Regions from separate parts of the Homo sapiens genome. Here region 1 is linked to region 2. The links are chromatin contacts, found by Hi-C or POLR2A ChIA-PET in ENCODE. All regions are on one chromosome and are shown on one strand. The core of a region is the stretch at or near the end of the contact, and the rest is flanking DNA. Distances in the headings are between cores, read along the strand shown.

Region 1 (2,700 bases), core at 21-2,520, 290 kb after region 2:
CTTTTCTCTTTGTTCTTCCTATAATATTTGAGTTTTAAGCAGAGTTCCTATCTATTCAGGTGATTAACTGTCCTTGTAAAGCTTTAGCATGTGTTCCACTCTTTGAGATTCTTAGATGAAACCCCGTCTCTACTGAAAATACAAAAAATTAGCCGGGCACGGTGGCGGGTGCCTATAGTCCCAGCTGCTCGGGAGGCTAAGGCAGTAGAATGGCGTGAACCTGGGAGGCGGAGCTTGCAGTGAGCCGAGATCGCACCACCACACTCTAGCCTGGGCAACAGAGCAAAACTCTGTCTCAAAAAAAAAAAAAAAAACAGATTCTCAGAACATGTCTGTTCCAAAGCTAGAATAAGTAGTTAGTTTTAGTTGATAAAGTCTCATTAGCTTTCTATTGTAATACAGATTCCTATTCAGACACACTCAGTATTTTATGCTAGTCAGACAGATTTTGACAGATCTTGATTTTAGTTTATTTTTATTTATTTATTTATTTTTTTTTTGAGACGGAGTCTTGCTTAGCTGCCCAGGCTGGAGTGCAGTGGTGCAATCTCAGCTCACTGCAGCTACCGTCTCCTGGGTTCAAGCGATTCTCCCATCTCAGCGTCCTGAGTAACTGGGATTACAGGCACCTGCCTCATGCTGGCTAATTTTTGTATTTTAGTAGAGATGGGGTTTCGCCACGTTGGCCAGGCTGGCCCTGAACTCCTGACCTCAGGTGATCCACCCGCCTCGGCCCCCCAAAGTGCTAGGATTACAGATGTGAGCCACCGCACCTGGCCAATTTTTATTTTTCGTGTCTGACTTTCTAATTCTTTGCCAGACTGACATTGCTTTACCTTAAGTTCTGTGACTGATTACTGCTTAGTTATTGAAAATATGTACCAGAAGTATGACCTATCTTCTTATCTCTTAGCATTTTCATTTCTTGTCCTTCTTTGTTCCCCTGTTGATATACCTTGACTGTAATTTATTCAGTTATTCCATACATATTTATTATTTCCTAGGATATGTATTTTTATGTTTTAGAAGGATCTTAGTTATAATCTGTGTAAATAATCACTTTTATACATTTAGGAAGTTGAAGTCAATGTCTGTGGGCAATGAGGCAGCTCATCAGAGGTCTTTTGGGTATAAAAAGAAATAAATTTGTAGCTAATGACTCTTGGACTTAAATCAAAGTGACTCATCATATAATGGATGCTAGTTTACTGCTTTCAAGCCTCAAGAGCTTTGCTGAGACTTTTAAAAAATTGCTTAATTGAGATTATGAGTCAGTGTTCCCTATCATCAAATAAACAACAAATATTCTGTTTTTTAAAAAAGCATTTTGTGAAAACCATTCTTACCTGTGGGCTATACAAATATAGGTGACAGGTTGAATTTGACATACAGGCTGTAGTTTGCAGATCCCTGGCTTAGATCACAGTTGAAACCAGTTTGATACTAGAAGTCTCAGTTAACTAATGAATAATTGATTTGGTGTGTTGTTTTTCCTTCCTTCCTTCCTTCCTTCCTTCCTTCCTTCCTTCCTTCCTTCCTTCCTTCCTTCCTTTCCTTCCTTTTCCTTCCTTTCCTTCCTTTCTTTCCTTTCCTTTCTTTCTTTTCTTTCGTCAGAGTTTTCCTCTGTTGCCCAGGCTGGACTGCAGTGGTGCGATCTCGGCTCACTGTAACCTCCACCTCCCGGGTTCAAGCAATTCTCATTCTTCAGCCTCCCGAGTAGCTGAGATTACAGGCCTGCGCCACCATGCCTGGGTAATTTTTTTGTATTTTTTTTTGTAGAGATGGGGTTTCACCATGTTGATCAGGCTGGTGTCAAACTCCTGACCTCAGGTGATCTGCCTGCCTTGGCCTCCCAAAGTGCTGGGATTATAAGTGTAAGCCACCATGCCCAGCTGGTGTACTGTTTTTTTTATGTCTTTATATGTTGGTGTTTATAAAGGTTGATAAGTCTTAATAAACATCATGTGCAGTAGGTACTGAAATATTTCTTAATGAGATGAGCTTATTGTTTTCCCTTTTCCTGATTCCTGGAGATGTCTGTCTGAGATCTGACCCTGATTTTGGTCTTCTAATACATTTTTTAGGCCTATAAAAATGCTTTCTTAAAAATTGCTTTATGACCTCATACTCTCAGGTAGCTTGCAAGGTTCCTATATACAACTCTGTGACATATACTGACTCACGTCTTTGAAGTTTAGAAGTAGAGGAGACTGTCTGATTCCATTTTCTCATTTTATAGATGACACAGAGACCCAGAAAATTTGCATCACTTGTCTAAAATCATATAGGCCATCCAAGATGTTATTTTTAATTTACATCCGAGCTCTGGATTCCAATGAAAGAGAGAAGGAAAAGTAATTTAAGTTCGTCACATCTAAGTTATAATTATACTTTAGTTTTGGACTAAGTTATGTTTGTAAGATAAAGTAATTTCGATTACACATTTGACTTTAGATCATGCAAAGAGTGTCCAGATCTCTTAAAAATGTGCTATAGCTAGGAGATTTAAGAAGATAATCTTATTTCTTTCTTTGTGTCCATAACTCTTTCACTGTTTTTTTCAGTCATCTAGATTTAAAATTATGTAATCGAGGATCACAGTTGGGCCCTGGCTTCAAGAATGGAATCAGAAAAGAATATGCTGTCTGTCTTGATTGAGGGTGACATTTAAAGTAGTACTTTGATGTGTAGGAGAACTAG
Region 2 (2,700 bases), core at 65-2,564:
TTGGTCAAAAACTCCTCAGACAGAAATAACTAATGCCTCCCCCCGGAAGCTTTTACCACGTGGCAGAGTGGGGTCACAAAGGGGGGAGCAGTGGCACGAAGGGGATGGGGAGGAAGACCTCCCTGTTCCCTCCCCCACCCTGCAGGGGCCTTCCTCTTAGGCTGCAGAGCCGAGGGTCGCTCTCCGTGGTGGAGTTCCCTCTGCAGAAGACCCCTGGAAAATTGCACTTCAGCAGTGGTGACATTTTATAGGCCATGATTTGCTGCATTTATGGCTCTGGCAGTGCAGGTGCGGAGTCGTAGGCTCCCGTTCTCACCCTGCAAATTGCTCACAGTGCAATCTGTCATCTTCAAGGCTAGGTGTGAACCGGGCAGGGTTGCCCTTAAAACGGAATTGCAGTTAAAGGCCGGGATCTGGAAGGAAGCGCTCTACCCCGGGGCGTGGCCTTTCCCACCGGCTCTGGACCTTTCCTTCAAGCCCCGCCATGCGCGCCCACCGACTTGGCTGTCGCAGCCTGGGGGCACTGGGCGCCCTGGGCTCTGCCTGCCTGCAGAGCTCTCATTCTTTCCGTTCCAGGCCTGTGGAATCCTCCAGTGAACAAGGCCTCATGCTGGCCTCTGCCCCACCCCACTGCGAGGAGCCGCTCCTCCTCCGAGGCCTATGGTTTTTCTCCCCGCGGAGTGGGCTTGGTGGGAGCACCGCGTGGCGCAAACAGCACGGGGGGACTTTGGAATCGCCTGGACTTGAGCCCTGCCCCACCACGTGTTCGCTGTGTGAATGTGGACAGGGTGGTTACCCTCTCTACAGCCCGCGTCTTAAAATGGGAGTAGTAACAACCCCCTCAACAGTTGTTCTGAGGATTAAGTGAAATTCAGATTTCATAGGAGACCTTTTTCAATAGTCAAGTCTCTCGCCTTTATGAGTCAAGTTCCACTGGGGCCAGAGGCCCTGTGGTTGTTTCTGAAAACAAGGTCAGCAGAAGTGCTAGACCCATTGTTTCCTCAACTCAGCCCTTCCCCCTACACTCCTGGCAAAGTGGAGCCCGCAGCCTCTTCCGACCCACTTCCACCTTCACCCACACCCACAGGCTTACAGGGCAGAGCTGTTTTGTTGACGGGGCGGGGGTGGGGGTGGGGACGTGGAAACTGTACCTCTGACCTAAGCTGGACCATTCACGGCCCTTCTCAAATTTCCCTCCCCCACCTTGCCACAGGGGATTGGTCCCAGCGGGAAGAGCTGACATATTTGAATCCAATCAAAAGCCTTCTTGGGAAATTTTGAAACTGGAAGTGAAAAAGTCAGTTTCTCCCCAGGGCTAAAACTGCAAGATATTATAACATACATGACCATGTTTCCCATGGTCAGGAGAGGAGAGGCAAGGCCAATCTGAAGGCAGAAACAGAGATAAAGATCGAGCAGAAAACAAAGATAGAGCCTCAGCCACAGCCAGACAGGCTGGGAGAGAGCGCTGAGGCCAACAGGAGTCTAATGTTATTGGCAGCATCGGTTCCTGTGTCCCTGGTACAGCCCTGCCTGCCCCCGATTCCTTGCGACAGCCCATTATTTTTTGCCACAAATTCTTATTGTTTAACCTAGTTTGTGTTTTTGTTGCTTCTAATCCAAAAATCCCATGGCATTTACTAGTTTAACTTACACAGTATGTCAGTTGAGTTCAAGAGCTCCCCAGCCCCATTATAACCCCCCGAGAAGTCTTCTATCCTCCGCAGCATATGTCAGTGCCCCATAACAAGGTGCTCAATAAATGCTCTTCAGATTGCACTGAGCAAGTTGTGAGTGGACGGGAAGTGCCCTGGTGGCTGTTGAAACTGGAGGCTTCAACTGGTTAATTTAAAGGGGAAGCATCGCCAATTGCCACAGACTTCTAGAAGCCCATTTATTGTACCCTAGTGGTAATTAGGGCTTATTCAAGTGAATAGAAAGAGAAAAGAGAAGAAACTTTATCCCCTCTAAATTGCATTTAATAAAAATCTTGGAGAAAATGAGTGAATTGTCAGGCTTAATAATTTCCCCTGGGTCTTTGTTGGAGGGAGGCTGAGGAAATGTACAGTATTCTACATTTATAGGACAGCAGATCTGCATTTTAACAGAGTAAAATGCAGTCGTGGCTTACCCTCCTTTTTTCCCCCTTCATTTGTTTCCAAAGGGTTTTTTTCCAGCTCATGAGTCACTTCCAGTCAGATTCAAAGACAAAAGCCGGCTAATTGTGTGTCCATGAGTCAGGGTCCCACCCTGCCTTATCTGAACACCCTTTCTAGCTCTGAGAAGACAGAGCAATTTTCAGCCTATAAGGCATTGAGTGGAACCTGTTACACACCGCTTCTGGGTCAGGCTCTTTAGGGAGCAGTCCAGGCCCTTCCATTTCCTTCTGGCATCTGGCAGCTGATAGCACCTTGGGGTGTTTCCTTGCCAGTGTTATTTTCAGTCAGGAACTGTGCAGTCTACCCTGTTCCTAAGGCACCCTGTTGAGCCCAGAGAGATAAAGGTGAATTTAAAAGGAGGTCTAAACCCTCTAGCAATTTATCATATAATGAAGGAGAAAGGCAGAAAAGAATCACTGTTAGACAAGCTTTGAGGGTTATGGAAGAGTAAGTGCTAAGACTAATGATTTCTCAGTCTGCACCCCTTGCTGTCTCTCAGCAGCATTTTATCTGGTTGACTTTCCAACTACTTGAAACATTT

What was found. Hi-C counts contacts between places; a loop is a spot of excess contacts on that map. ChIA-PET counts read pairs that join two places held with the same protein, here RNA polymerase II (POLR2A). Pooled maps may share reads with other maps.
Region 1: a map of A673 shows a loop between it and region 2 (7-fold over the local background). The contact joins two enhancer-like sites. A Hi-C loop is called at or near these places in 7 of 168 maps with a recorded cell type or tissue (A673, adrenal gland, heart left ventricle and 3 more) and 1 of 50 pooled maps. POLR2A ChIA-PET finds 5 or more read pairs at or near these places in 8 of 52 experiments (A673, CD4-positive, alpha-beta memory T cell, H1 and 5 more).

Annotation. Positions count from the first base shown.
Region 1 is chr3:177,068,646-177,071,345 of GRCh38, reverse strand. The region is part of intron 2 of TBL1XR1 (TBL1X/Y related 1); the gene reads left to right. Among named protein-coding and RNA genes, the nearest start is that of TBL1XR1-AS1, 33 kb to the right of the region's middle. Within about 2 kb of position 1,270, at least 2 of the 41 ENCODE cell types and tissues checked have a DNase peak (open chromatin) inside an H3K27ac peak, as active enhancers do; they include A673, where a contact is called at or near this core.
Region 2 is chr3:177,357,150-177,359,849 of GRCh38, reverse strand. No RefSeq gene overlaps it. Among named protein-coding and RNA genes, the nearest start is that of LINC00501, 64 kb to the right of the region's middle. RefSeq lists enhancers at 1-321, 995-1,289, 1,176-1,415, 1,536-1,735. Within about 2 kb of position 1,314, at least 40 of the 41 ENCODE cell types and tissues checked have a DNase peak (open chromatin) inside an H3K27ac peak, as active enhancers do; they include A673, where a contact is called at or near this core.